Regions from separate parts of the Mus musculus genome. Here region 2 is linked to region 1. Evidence: chromatin loops called from intact Hi-C (ENCODE). Cell type or tissue: left cerebral cortex. All regions are shown on one strand. Links, peaks and the distances in the headings refer to the core of each region. The heading gives the core; the rest is flanking DNA. Region 1 holds the start of 2310047D07Rik (a long non-coding RNA gene). Region 2 holds the start of Gm15408 (predicted gene 15408).

Region 1 (7,506 bases), core at 1,632-4,131:
TTGCTGGTTTCAGGGTGGTACGGAAGTTCATAGAAGGAGACTGCTCAGCTGTTACTCTGACAAATGGGGTCAAGGGAGCAAGGACATATTAGGGAAAGGCCCCTGGAAGTGGCCTATAGTCAGCGGGGAATTTTCACAGAGGGACACAGGACAAGGTTGCGTGTGCTCAGTTCAGGTGTTGGAACGAAGTCTTCAGGCCTAAAAATGATCATTGGCACAGCATCCAGGTCCCACTCTGTGGAGCTTGTACCCTCTGGTCACTATGTTCAGTTTCAAGACGGAAGCCCTCCTAATTCTAACAATAGCAGATGTGCTAGGTAAGATTTACAGTGTAAGCTGAGTGTGTGGTGGCACACACCTTTAACCCCAGCACTCCGAAGGCAGAGGCAAGCAGATCTCTGTGAGTTCGAGGCCAGGCTGGTCTACAAATTCCAGGACAGCCAGGGCTCTGTTACACAGAGAAACCCTGTCTCAAAACAAACGAACAAACAAACCCAACTCCCTACAGTGTAGACATGATCATGTGGCCCACCACTCTTTCTTTGCTTCTCCTGTGAGGTATGTACCAATAAGCAGTGTGGAATCTTCATGCCTTGCATTATGGAGACTTCAGAGAGGCATGCGCCTAACAACATTCTAGGGAATTCTCTCTTACTCTGCCTAGTGTCCCAGCCTCCTTTGGGCTTTTTAAGTCAGCAGGTATTTAGTAGAAGCATTCAAGTTCCAGGGTAGCCTGTCGAGTTCCCAGACTCCAGGGCTACACAGAGAAAGCCTGTGTCAGAAAAACAAAAACAAACAAACAAAAACACCAGCAGATTTGGTGCCCTGTGAGGTCTCATCTGCTTCTGATGCTACTGTACCCCATGGTAGAAAGGACAAACCAGTTCCCTTGGCCTCTTGTGCGGGCCATACCCCCTCATGAGGGCCCAGTACTATCAACGGGGAGGAATTCAACACAGGAACTCGGGGGAACACAAACACCCTACCCATAGCAGTCTTGAACTTCATCCTCTAATCCTGAATTGTTTGTAATTTACTTGCTCACATTTACTTAAATTTGCTTAAATTTAACCCAGTGAGATGGCTCAGTAGGTGAAGGTGCTCCCTGCAGAGCCTACAGACCTGAGTTCAGTGTCTGGGACCCCTAAGGGTGCAGAAGAGAACCAGTTTCCAAAAGTTTTCTCTGACCTCCACATGCATGTGGTTGCATGTACATACATATGTGTCAATAAAAATGCAATAAAATTAGACATTATATTTAAAAACTAAAACTGCATTTGACTAAATTCACTGACATCCAGTCTTTCTTGGTCACGGCAGCGCACACCTATAATCCCAGCACTCAGAAGGCTGAGGCAGCCGGGCCATGAGTTCTAGGCCAGTAAGGCCCTGTTCCTGCTGTTTCTGTTTAGTGCTAGGATAGAGCTCGGGGCTAGATGCACGCACAGTACCGTCTCCACCCCATGTTAATCAAGGGCCTGGCGTTACTCTGACACTCATCCCTCAGTTGTCCTAGTCACATTTCAAGTACTCAGAAGCCAGATGTGGCTAGCAGTGAGAGCTCTTGCAGTGTAGCTCGGGAGTGTTTACGTCAACATAGGACAGTGGGTCTCACTCTTCCTAATGCTGTGACCCTTTAATACAGTTCTTCATGGGGACCACCAACCATGAAATTATTTCATTCATAGTTGTCATTTTGCTCCTGTTATGAATCATTATTAATATCTTTAATGCAGAATTCCTAATATACGATCCTAGTGGGGTCGTGACCCACAGGTTGTGAACCACTCTGTAGACTCCCGTTCTCTGTATTCTATAGGAGTGGGTGTAGATCCCAGACACAAAACCCTCACGTCACAACTTCCTGTCTTTATGGAAAGTCTTTTGTGAAAAAAACATAAAACGTCCTCTGTGACAAGAATTCTCTATGTACCCCTGGCTGTCCTGGAATTCACCATGATTTATTTGCCTTACTGCCTTCTGGGTTCTGGGATTAAAGGCATCACCGCCACTCCTGGCTCTCTTTTAAAACTTTTAAACACGAACTTATACAATTTCTGATAAAGTTAAATGTGATGGGGGAAATTGACAGCAGTCTAAGATTAAATATAATGTAGTTAGATTCAAACCCATTGCCCAAGTCTGGGAGCCACTTAGCTAAAGTCAGCGTGGCCTGCTGTCCCCAAACTCTCTGCCCACAATGTTATCTGTTGCTCATCCATTTGGAAGTAGACTGTATTAGTAGGGTCCGCGGGTCGTTTTTTGTTTTTTTTTTTTTTGTTGTTGTTGCTGTTGTTTTTATTTTTTATTTTTTGTTATTATTATTTTTTTTTTCTGAGCCACACAAATGGTGCTGTTTCTGGGTGGTCCCGGTTGCCGGTTTCCAGTGCAAAAAACACCTAGCTGTTCCTGAGCAGAATTGGACCAAACTCAAAAAGCAGACTTACATGTACCCTCTTGAAAATTAGTGGAAGCAGCAGGCCCGCTTGTAGCTTGAGCCCTAGAAAGCTATCAAACAGATTGGGCGTCCCAGGATGGCAGAAAACATTTCTAAAAATGTTTTTTGCTAAAAGGAACGCTGCCGTCCCTGGGTGGGCTCGAACCACCAACCTTTCGGTTAACAGCCGAACGCGCTAACCGATTGCGCCACAGAGACACAGCTGCCTGAGCGGCCGTGCGCTTTGTACACATTGCCGCGGCCAGCATGGGCGTCGCCGCCTCGGACTCCCGGGAGGCGCCAGGCCCTGCTGAGCCCTGCGGGCTGAGACTGCGCGAGGGCGGGGAGGGGCGGAGCCGCCGAGCCCAGCAAATCCTCCGCAGAGCAGGGCGGCGCCGGGTGAGGCTCCGGGAATCTGCGTGGGCTCCGAGCCAGGGCGCCCTGCCCTTGTTCAAGGTTGTTACCGCCCCTCCCCTTTGAGTGTTCTCGTCGCCTCCCGCTTATCGAGGTTGATAAACTGTGGATCTCTGTGTGGGCCATGGGAATTTTATACTTTATACGTTTAAAAACCTACCGCGCCGCCCCTCCCCCGTCACCTCCTGGGAATAAATTCACACCCCTTTAGCGGACTGGAGCCTCCTTCGAGCACTCATGGCTTAGGGGGACTGCAGAATCGGATTTATGGCGATTAAAACGCTCTTTTAAAATAGCCAGTGACGTCTAGGCCTTCCCCTGACTTCTGAATTTAACTCACTGACTTGGGGTTGCCTTGGGAGGGTTGGGGTAGGTAGCATTGTGCCCACTCAGAGGAGGGGGAGGGGGAGGGAGAGAGGGGGAGGGGGAGGGAGAGAGAGGGAGGGGCAGAAGGGAAGGGAAGGAGGAAGAGAGAAGGGAGGGGGAGAAAGGATAATTCTTTGATAAACCTGCCAGAGCCCCTGTCAGACCTCTCCTTCCCCCATCACCCCAAAGACCGGGAGGGGAGGAGGGGGCAACTTCACAGACCTCAGGTCCCGCTCTTCAAGCTTCCATACCCTTCCTCCTTTTAAAAAAAATTAATTATTTCATATATTTACATCCCAAATACTGTCCCCGTTCCCGCCCTCCCCCCTTTCTCTTGCTCCTCCTCTCTTTGGCTCTTCCTACTTAGCTATTGCTACTCTCTTGGTATAAATTGAGCCATATTTCAAAGACTTATTTTAATCATGTATCTGGGTGTTGGCGTGTATCCTGAGTTCAGCGCCCTCGGGGTCAAACGGGGCGTCGCATTCTCCTGGAGCCTGCGTTGGAGGCGATTGTGAGGCTCTCAAGGCGGGTGCTGGGAACTGAGCGCGGGTCCTGTGCAAGAGAGGAGCTCTCAACCACCTATCCATCGCTCCAGCTCCATTTTAACCCCTTTAAAGCTTACGGTTCAAACGGAATTAAGTGCACTTATATGTTACCAATACTCCCATCTATTAAACAACTCCCACCTCCCCTTTCTTTTTCTAATAAGCCTCATTCTCTCTTCTATCTTTACTAATTTAATTATTCTTAAGTAACTCCCCTAGGTGGAATTACCCAGTCTTTGCCCATTTGTGACTGGCTGGTCTCAGTGATGTCCTGATGACGTATCCGTATCCGTACAGTAGCGCTAACCCTGATTTCCGGCTCTTCTATGCTGAGTACTAGTTAGCTACATATCTGTGCTACACTTTGTTGGTCCTTCAGCTCTCCGTGGCTGACTTCTAGGAAGAAGGCTGTACTGACATCTATTTGAGTCTCTTAATTTTGTTGAATCCAGAAGTTGAAGATCTGTGTCTGCCTGATTGTATATTCTCACAAGTTTCCAGTATCTTCACGTTTTTAAAACTGACAACCATCCTAATGGAAGTGTTTTACATTACCCTTCTACTAGTAACGCCTCTTTTCCGGACCCTTCTTTTGAATTGTAGAATTCTCTTATTTTTCTTCTATGTGCTCTACTAGAATCATAACTAAAATAACCCAATTATTTTAACCTACATTCTGCCATGTGGCTGGTTACCTATGCTCAGGTACCATGTGTCTATCTCATCACATCTTCCCAGGCAACTCTTTAGTGTGCCTCCCGGATGTAACACCTCCTAAATTTCCTGCCTGTGGGAAGCCGCATGTGCCGTTGCAGAGTGGCACTGACTACTGCTGGCCACCACGCATAAGTTTGGACCAACAACCAATGTGAACATATGCAGTAAAGTTTTTTGCAAAGACACTGCCTGGCCGGGGCATGATAATAAGGCTTTGAGAGTATAACCAATCAGATGTGAGACATGCAAATGAGGTATGATAATGAGGCTCTGTGAGGTACAGAGAGAGAGAGAGTAGCCAATCAGATGAGGAACATGCAAATGAGGCTTAGTGCATAACCAATCCGGGTGTGAGACACGCCTCTCCTAGGCCTATATAAGCAGCACCAGTTCTGGGCTCGGGGTCTCTTCGCCTCTGCAATCAAGCTCTCCCAATAAACGTGTGCAGAAGGATCCTGTTGCAGCGTTACTGCTGGCCAGTCTGGAGCGCGCAAGACCTGCCATAGGTTACTGGCTTTTTAATTGACAGGTGATGCATCCATACAATACATGAGCTAGTCTCTCCACAGATGCTTCTGTCTGTCAGGTAATTAGTCACGGTAATAAGAAAAGTAACCAATGCAGGTAGGGCAAGGATCCTCATGTGCAGAGGGAGGTGAGGCAGGACAATGATGGTGAGCTGCACGCACACTGTGAAGGGAGGCTGGGTGAGCCAAGGGAGAAGAAGCAGCAGAGTGGGTGTGGAGAGGGGAACTGGCTGGCAAGACACCTGGATGCCAAGTGCAACACCCACATCCCAGAAACTGTCTTATTGTGTGTCCATGGGTGGTGCTCCAGAAAGACAGCCATATCCAACAAAAGGACCGTCGACCATGATTATAGGAATAAGAACCAAGACTCCAGTAGGGGTTTTAATTGGGAGCGAAGAGGGCTGATGCAAAGCACACAGCATTGGATGTGGGAGATTCCAACTCGGGCTAGCAGCAGCAGAGAGAGTGCGAGCAGGTGGATGGAGTGGTCTGAGATCTGTTGTCTCGGGGGCAATGTACACCACATCTCCCTGGCAGTGTAAGGAGCAGGATGTTTTCATGTAAGATACAGATCAGTGGTCGGTTTGCCGTTGGTCTCATCCTGTACCTGGTAGGTAATGAGATAAAGGCACAAAGGACAGACATATCTTACAGAATTTTAACGGGAAGACAGAAGCTCTCGGTGGATGGCGGGTGTTGTGGACTAAGGACAGGACAGCCTCTCTGTCTCGCTCTCACAAAGGTCTCTCTCTCTCTGTAGTGACTGCAGCTTCCCCCCACCATGCTGTGTAAGCAGACGGCTTCTCCTAGAGTCACTCTGGCATGGCATTTTATCATTTTTATTGATTTTTCTTAATTTAAGACATACAAAAGTGTATCTTCCATTTGAAAAAAAAAAAGAAAGGCAATTGTGTTTCTTTTAATTGCTTTGGGGCCGTGCTTTCTTTCTGCTGATTTACTCTCTTAATAAACAGGCAGTCCTACGGTGAGACCGTTTTACTTGTATAATCAACTGACATCATTTTTTTTTAAATGAAACTAACCCACTGCGGGCTGGAGAGATGGCTGGAGTTCAGACTGCTGGTGATTTCAAAATGAGGCCTTGAGAAGCAGAAGATTGAGGGAGACGGTGGCTGGGGCCAGGGTATCGGACCACTGTGTACCCCTGGGTCACTGAGGCACAGTTGTCTGCTTTTTTTTTAATATTTATTTACTTTTATTTTATGTTTATGGATATTTTGCCTGCATTTGTGTCTGTGCACCGTGTGAATAGTTGGTCCCCATGGAGGCTATCAGGCCATTAGGAGTCACCGTGCTGGGAATCGAACTCAGGTCCTCTCTGCAAGAACAACTAGTGCTCTTGACTGTGGAGCTAGCTCTTCTGAGCATAGCTCTAAGAGGTCAGTGTTAGCTGAGGAGATGGTTGCAGCTCAGTGCAGAGGATGCAGCTCAACGGCAGAGCAGCAAAGCTCAGAGCTTTGACTCCTGGCAGCAGGGACAAGCAATAAGAGAGGCCCATTTCTCAGGCACTGGTTCTACAGAAGCCTGGAGAACAAGCTTCCCTGAAGACTCCTCAATTCTCTCCTCCACCAAAACGCAGCTTGTAGACACACTTACAGGAGCCTGCAGAGGTGAGGTTGGAAGAGGACATCGGATCCCCCCCGAACTGAAGTTCCAGATGTGAGCTGCCACATGGGTGCTGGACGGGGTCGTCTGCAAGAGTAGTCAGTGTTCTTAACCACGGAGACATCTGTCCAGCCCCCAGTAGTTTGATTTCCTTTTTAAACTGCAGGATTAGAGTATTTACGATCTTGTTCCTTGTTCATCAGTCTCCCTCGGGGCTACCTTGCAGTGTAGATGGCTGCTATAATCTGTAGGCAAACACTTTGGAGGAGGCAATGTTAGCAGGGCAAGAAAGGCTCAGTAAGGAGAAACTTCTGGCTGAGAGACCAGAATCTCTGGCCTAGGTGGAGATCTCACAATTCAGAGGAACGGGTCAGTGACCTGGCAGAGGGACCACCCCCAGGAAGGCAGGTTCACCTTAAGCCATGCTAAAGAGATGGGTGGGATAGTTGTTCCTTTAATGAAATACTGTCCTTTTCCTTCCCAGAATCCCCAACACACACACACACACACACACACACACACACACACACACACACACACACACAGAGTGCAGTCCTTATGAATCGAGCCACCGGGAGGTTCAGCTTGGTCTGTTCATCTTGAGTCAGAAAGGTGTACATTTTTCTTTTTTCCATTTTCTGTCTTTTTCAGATGATTGCCAGGATCTAAGTATGCTTTTTCTGGTACCCTGGGCTTCGTTGCTCTTTCTCTAAAGCCCCCTCCACGCCTGCTCTTCTGTTAGTCAGATGATGCTAATGGTAGCTAACTCACAAGGGTAGCAGGAAGACCCAGCAGATAATATATGCAAAATACTTGCAACAGGGTTGGCACATCATAAATACCTAGAAAATAGTAGGAACTTATTATT
Region 2 (7,506 bases), core at 3,250-5,749, 220 kb before region 1:
TATAATTACCTACTTGAAACCAAGCCAGGAAGTTAAGTTAATACACACGCCTTCGTGAAAAGCGCCCAGGCAACTTCTGGACCAGAGACAGCTCGAAGTTTCACCTCCTCTAACTCCCGGTTTTCTAAGCCTGTGTGCTACCGATATTTGGGATGGGAAGGCAAGATATCAACAGGGGTGGCCGGGGAAGTCCTATTTTGCCACTTCAGGGTGTTCAACAGTCACACTCGATGCCTGTACACAGATGTGCCTTCCAATATAACAACTGAAAATATCCCCTAGCATGCCCAGATGGCTCCCGGAGTGGGGGCAGGGCAGCATCACCCCAGCAGAGAACCTCTGGCATAGCTGCGCATGGCGGTGATGCTGGGATAGCAGACCCATTCATTCTCTGGGTTGCTTGAAGAACTTAACGCTGAAAGAGGCCACTACCTGTGGCCTTTAAGACTGAAAATATGGTTCCTCCCCACTCCCCCATACAAAAATCGAAGAAATTCCCCTACCACAGGCTCTCATAGATAACCATCTCCTCTGGGTTTCCAAATCCCCCACAGTGGCTGTGATAGCTTCTAATAAGAGTTCCAGGACAGCCTCTATCCCAGGATGCACTTTGCCTTCCTAGGTCCCAGCTCCTTTTACTATAGACTCCAGAGGCCCTACCTAGCAGCTGCAGGGAGACACTCCAGACACTATGGTAACAAGAGCTGCAACCGTCTCTGACAACAGCCTGTTCTTGGCAGCATCAAAACATAGACCCCCACCCCCACCCCAGCCAGGCCCTTAGCGCCAGGAGCCTTCCTCCCTGCCCAGCACAGGCTGGCAACACCAGACTTCCCAGAGTCCAGGAAAGTGAACAGTTTACTCTAAGAAATGTATTTTACATCACAAACCCTGTGGCATTTACACATACAAAAATAATGATTTTTTTTTTTCTGAGTGTTTTAGACTTAATAGAAAACCCACACTAAGAGCCCAGGATAAGCCCAGTAAGGTGGCTACAAACCTGCAATCAGATCCCAGTTGCTGATAGGTAAAGTCAGGAAGATCAGCGGTTCAAGGCCAGCCTTGTCTACAGAGTAGGTTGGAGGCCATCTTGGGTTACACTTGACTTTATTAAAGAGAGAGAGAGAGAGAGAGAGAGAGAGAGAGAGAGAGAGAGAGAGAGCAAAAAGCCAGACATTCCAAGGCTAAAGCCGAAAGACAGGAAGTTCCTGGGTCACAGCAAGACCTTGACTCAAAAATTCCAAGGGAGAAACGTTGTAATTATGTTATAATCTCAAAATGGCAACTATAGTATACTGAATTTCCATCTATCCCTCACCCAGCTAAATCCTAACATAGTTTATGTTATAATCAGGAAATTAGGACCTGTACAATGCTACAGATCAAACTTCAGATGCCAGTTTCCCAATGTTGTTCCTCTTTAGTTCCCGGGTCCTAAAGATCCAAGTGTTCCTCACTCCTTCCTTCCTTCTCATAATCATGATCCTTTTGAAAGGCCTTGAGTTGGGAGGTGGAGGCACATGACTTCAACCCCAGCACTCGGGAGGCAGAGGTAGGTGGATCTCTGTGAGTTTGAGGCCAGCCTGGTCCACAGAGAGAGTTCCGGGACAGCCAGGGCTACACAGAGAAACCCTGTCTCGAAATAAACAAACCAGAAAGAAAGAGAAAAACATGGATCAGATACTTTATCAAATGTCTCTCCTATGATGACCGATATTGTCAACAGAACAAGATCTACAATCACCCAGGAGACAAGCCTCGGTGTGCCCGGGAGGGAATTTCTAGGTTGAAACTTGAAGTGGGAAGACCTGTCATAGCATCACCATTCCACAGGCTGGAGTCCTAGACTGAGTAAAACCAAGAAAGACTGAAGAGCAAGGTAGTACACACCTCTAATCCCAGCACTCAGGAGGCAGAGGCAGGCCAATCTCTGAGTCTACAGACTCAGCCTGGTCTACAGAGTGAGTTCCAACACAGCCAGGGCTACACAGAGGAACCCTATCTCAAACAACAACAACACGTCTTGGGAAAATTGTCTTTGTCTTGTGAGATATTCTCTGACATTTTCTGTTCTCCAAAGATGATTTTTTTGTTGTGTGTGCATGCGTGTGAAGGTGACCATGGAACCCAGAAAAGGTTGTCAGATCCCCTGGCTCTCACTTGGACTCTGGGAACAGAACTCAGCACTCAAGAGCAGCACGACGTGCCTGCCCTTAACCACTGAGCCATCTCTCCAGGACCCTTTCTATTGTCTCTTAAGAGCCTGCTTTCTGCCAGGCGTGGTGGCACACGCCTTTAATCCCAGCACTCGGGAGGCAGAGGCAGGCGGATTTCTGAGTTCGAGGCCAGCCTGATCTACAAAGTGAGTTCCAGGACAGCCAGGGCTACACAGAGAAACCCTCTCTCGAAAAAGAACCAAACCAAAACAAAACAAAACAAAAACCCCAAACAAACAAACAAACAACAGAGCCTGCTTTCTCAGCCAGGTTTGGGTGGCAGCTGGTTTGAAGCACAGTTCAGGACGGCTCTCCCCTACTCCTCTTACTGGAATGTCTTGCCGCTCTGCCTCAGTGATGCTACACAGGGTTTTCTTTCTTCCTCTCCGCCCAGGTTGCCTGACTTCCCCAGCTGTCTCTCCTCCTCTCGGCACACAGACGTCCCCAGTGAACTGGAACCCAGACACTGCTCTCGTTTTTCCTCTTCCCTCCACGGAGTAGGGGGAGGGGGAGGTGGGGGGAGGGGACGTCCTCTCCACACCTTCTTGCTTTGACTTCTAGTGGCTTCACTCGATCCCTCCATCTGTGGATGTCCTACCTGTAGTCACATTAAACTCACTCACAGCACCTAAAATAAAGCTAATTAAGCTCGTTAAGTTAATTGTGGTTTTTGTACTTTGGCACTCAGTGTGGCACAGATAGCGTATACTTAGCACACTCTTACACAAGCTGGTTCCCCTTCTCTACACCCAGGTGCGGTGACGGTACACTCTCCTGCTTCAGCCCAGCTTTTCCCTGGAGTCTGCCCACTAGTCCCCCTGCTTCCTTCTCTAATTCACAGGCTAGCAAACTTATCTCTTTGGGGTTTCAGATGTTTGAGACAGGGTCTAACAATGGAGCCCAGGCTGGCCTTGAACTTTCGATCCTCCTGCCTCAGCTTCCTGAATGCTGGGATTATAGGAATACCCCCCAGCCCTGCTGGTTGCCTCTCCAGCTGTCCGGTACCACTAAGCTACACCCAGCCCCTTGTCACGTTTGACAGAACATCAGAACCACCTGCAGGAACTCCCTGGGTTTCACACTTAGCCTTTAGAAGGGCGGGACCTACTGAGCAGACGCAAGCTCAGTGCAGAGTCAATGGTCTTCCCATCAGTGCCTTGATATCCCCACTTCTAACAAGTTCCCAGCAGCTGGGAGAAGAACAACAGCCCACATACTAACTTCTGGCTCTCCACTTACTTTCTGACCTGCAGAGAATAGCCCAGGCTATCCTACCCATCCACCTAGACAGTAGGTGGCACCTTAACGTCCCTGCTAGAAGAACCTGCTCATTTGCCAGCCTTGCAAGAACGCAAATCTCTTCCTTCCTTAAAGGGACAAGCCCCAAACCAGCAGCTCTAGATAGATGGCCGGTGTCTCCCAGCCTTAAGGGAGCTGCTCTTCCAGCCCTGGGTGACAATGAAAGTGGGTAATTATAAAGCTGAGGCTAGACCCGCATTCGCCCAGGCAAGTAGTAAATTATATGTGATGTGTTTGTGCTGAATTGTAGTAGCCTCTGTGAACGGCACTGCTACCACACACTAGCTTTTCAGCGAACAATCCTGCTGACTGGGAACCTTTTAAAAAAAACGACCAGCGATGGCGGAGGAACAAGCTTGTGTTCTCTGCTATTACAAGTCAAAACAGAAAGCACAGGGAAGGATCTAATGAGCCAGGAAAGGGGACTCCACTCATTTAGTAGAGCTAAAATTAATGAATTCACTGAGCGGTATATAGAGACGGCACACCAGACCCTTTTAACAGTAGGCATGGGGGGAGGGGTGCAGGCTGACTAAAGATGTTACCCAGGGCCAAAGCCAGAAGACCTGGGGGCTCCCCTAGACATGCCTGGTGGAGAAGTTTTGGAAGATCTTTCAAAGAAGGAGACCGTGCTGTGCCCATTGCAGCCGAATCAAGAACTGGCTTGCACAGGCAAACCACGTGCAGGCGCCCTGGCCCAGGGCCAGTTTCTGTCTGGCTTGCAGGAAGCCGGCTCGGGTGAGCCGCACTTCGGCCATCCGCCGGCAGGTGTCGCTTTCCTGGCCTCTGAATCCACTGTGAGTTCAGCAAATGGAGGCGCTTGGAAAAGGCTGGGACGCAGGCAGAGGAACGGATTTCCTGGCCTACGAACACCCTGGCTCTTGTTTCGCGGGTGGGGTGGGGGTGGGGTGCTTTTTTTTCTTAAAGCAAATACGTACAGGTCATTTACTGGGTGTCAGGCCCTGCAGGAGTGATTGAGTGGGTGAGCAGGAACTCCAGGTCCTGTCCGGGTCACTCTGACCTCAATAGCAGTGAGGGATTTTTTAAGGCAGCAACAGGATTTCTGGTGTCCAGTGCTTGAAAACTCAAGGGAAGAAAGCCCCCAGCTCTCAAACCAAGCAAGGATCTTTGTCTCTAGGTAAGAGGGGCTTTGCATTTCTTTAAACCCTCTTCCTTCCTTAACAGTGAGTTTTAAAATCCTTGCTGAGGACTGAGTTAGCCACCCCGTGTGCTGGGGATACAGTAGACACAATGAGTCTTTAAGACCTTGGCTCCCAAAGCAGACGAACCCGTAAGCAAGCAAGTATATGCTAACCTAATGTTGGTCTGGTAGGATTAACCCCACCCATCGCAGTGCATACGAGGGAAGCAGGTGTCTAGGGTGAGACTGGAACTCACCCTAAGTACTTAAGTGATACCCAGGGACAGAAGTGATAGAGACATTCCAACCCCTGAGCACTGAGCCTATTTCCACACAAACCCATCCCTGGACTGCTCCTAGGAACCACTGTCTACTATATAGTTAAATTCCCTTCTGTGAAACTGTATCCTAGATTCTGGCTGAAGTTAGGAACTAGGGTCCTATGTAGCCCAGGTTTTAGTTATCTGTTGCTTGGTTTCGGACTGGTGTGTGTGGTTTGGGGGTTGGTTTTTTTTTTCTTTGTATTTTTAAAATGTTTTAAAAATTCAGAATTCCAGGAAAGACTTTTTTTTTTTCCTCACTAGGCTAACAGAACATGTGGTTCCAACATCTGGGGTTTGTAGCCTGCAAAAATCTAATCATGAAGACAGAGAGATTGTCACAAATTCCCATAACGCACTTTGGGTATCTCGGCTCTTGGCCTGTTTGGAGCAGGTAGGGATGAGAGCTAAAAGCTGCCTAGCTCCTCTCAAGGTTGGTGTTTGGCCCCTTTTGTCTAGATGGGGAAAAAGAGTTCTTCATAAGCACTCTTATCTCTACCTGTTTTATCTGATAAACAAAACAATACAGGCCAGCAAGACAGCTCTGGCTCCACAGGTAAAGGTGTTTCCTGCCAAACCTAATGACGCGAACCCACAGGGTAAAAAGAGAGAACTTAATCCTACAAGCTGTGTCCTCTGAGCTACACACACACACATACACACAAGCTACACACACACACATACACACAAGCTACACATACACATACAATAAACAAATAAATAAATGTTTTAAAAGCATACAAAGCCCTGTATTGGATGTTCTCTGAACTGTGTTTTTGTTAGTACCCTTTCCAAAAAGAAAAGAGTTCTGTCTCATTGAAAAAACTCTATCCTACTACACATCTGTAACCCCACCCCTGCCAGAGGCTGGGGCAGGAGGATTGCAAAGCCATGTTGTCCCTGCTTGGATCCGGAAGCTTCTAGAAACCAGGTAGCTGCCTTGGGGTGGCAAGGTCCTCGCTGTTCTTGCCCCATCATTGCCCCCCTAAACAAATGCATTGGGATGGTTTAATAGTAATCTATTAAACCCTATCATATTAAACTTGTTAAATTGTTCCTGTCTCTTAAAGGAATTTAGAGCTGGGTATGATGGCATATTCCTGAAATCCGGGCGGGAAGGTCACCAGTTCCAAATCAGCCTGGCGACCATACACAGTAAGACCCTCCCGGACCTCAGGCTGCGCAACTTTTAAATAGATGATATAATATTCTCTTTATATCAGCCACTGACTTTTAGCATGTGTGGTAGTTTGAATGAGAAATGTCCCCCACAGGCTACTGTGTTTGAGCACTGGGACCCCGATAGGTGGCTCTGTCTGAGGCTGTGGCACTTTTTCTGGAGGACGTTTGTCACTGAGGGTAGAGGGGCTTTCAGCGTTTATAGACTTGCTTCAATTCGTGTTTGCTCTGTTTGTTCCACATTTGCTATGGAACATATGATCTCTCAGTCTCCTGCTGATTCTACAGTTTGAGAGTACCTGGCTGACATGTGTGTGTGTGTGTGTGTGTGTGTGTGTGTGTGTGTGTGTTTGTGTGTTGATCAATCCCCCCTCCAGGCTTCCCTCACCATTATGGCCTCTCCTCCTAGAACCATAAGCCAAATAAGCTTTCTTCAGTAAGTTGCTTTGGTAGTGCTCTTGACCCCTGAACCATCTCTACAGTCCTGAAATACTTTTGTAATGGTGAATCGATTTGGGGCTATTCTTAGACATTAGCGTTGCCTGTTGGCAATCAAGATCGCAAGCTGTGTGAGGACAGGAGCCATGTTTGTCTCCACCTCCACTCTGCCCAGAGCCAACCACAGTATACATATACTCTGTAGAGCAGGAGTTTCTGCTTGAGAAATGGAATATGTGTGTGTGTGTGTGTGTGTGTGTGTGTGTGTGTGTGTGTGTGTGCAGGAAGGCAGCTTCATCTATGATTCATAAGCCAAGTGCAGAAGAGCAAACACCGTCTCAACAGTGGCTTCTGGGAAGGGAATTTGTGGGGAGGGGTTGAACCACCATCTATAAAATCAGCTTTCCATTACTGTAACAAACACTTGAGATAAACAGAGTTACTAGTAAAAGACTACTTCCGCTCACAGTGTACCTGAGCCATTGCTGGTTGGCCTGTGACACTTAGCCTGGGGTAAGGCAAAAACATGCAGGTGACAAGGAGGATGCAGGCAGGTGGCAGGGAGGATGCAGGCAGGTGGCAGGGAGGATGCAGGCAGGTGGCAGGGAGGATGCAGGCAGGGCTGCTCACATCATAGCTGCCTGGAAGCAGAAAGGATCTGGAATCCCAGTATCCCCTTCCAGGGCACGCCCTCAACCCTTATTTCTGCCCACTCGGCCCTCCCTCTTAAGAGCTATCCCATCACCCTGTAATGACCCCAGGTTGGCATTTAACCAAGGCCTGAGAGATCTTCAAGATCCAAATTACAGCAGCAACCGAGGTATTTAAATCTGAAAATAGTCTTGATTGGCAGTTTTTGAACATTTTGATCTCAATACCTCAGGACTAGAAACTTTGAGATCCCCCAAGA

Evidence for each region. Peaks named below come from ENCODE experiments on the same cell type or tissue, not always from the same donor. Only the 100,000 strongest peaks of a DNase experiment are listed, where the experiment ranks them.
Region 2: a loop joins it to region 1, with 11 times the contacts of the local background. A loop is called at or near these places in 1 of 42 quality-filtered maps.

What each region holds. Positions count from the first base shown.
Region 1 is chr5:149,226,419-149,233,924 of GRCm38, forward strand. 2310047D07Rik (a long non-coding RNA gene) reads left to right here and starts at 2,570. Exons shown (of 2, transcript XR_003956021.1): 1 at 2,570-2,893. n-TNgtt14 (a tRNA gene) reads right to left here and starts at 2,656; the gene lies at 2,583-2,656. In left cerebral cortex, for the core only: CTCF peaks have their summits at 2,740 and 2,947; a DNase peak (open chromatin) is centred at 2,720; H3K4me3 peaks cover 1,097 bases; H3K27ac peaks cover 384 bases.
Region 2 is chr5:149,002,643-149,010,148 of GRCm38, forward strand. All of the region lies in intron 1 of Gm15411 (a long non-coding RNA gene), which reads right to left. It overlaps Gm15408 (predicted gene 15408), which reads left to right and starts at 4,320. Exons shown (of 4, transcript NR_040429.1): 1 at 4,320-4,656; 2 at 5,244-5,373. In left cerebral cortex, for the core only: a CTCF peak has its summit at 4,277; DNase peaks (open chromatin) are centred at 3,644 and 4,259; H3K4me3 peaks cover 1,246 bases; H3K27ac peaks cover 1,457 bases.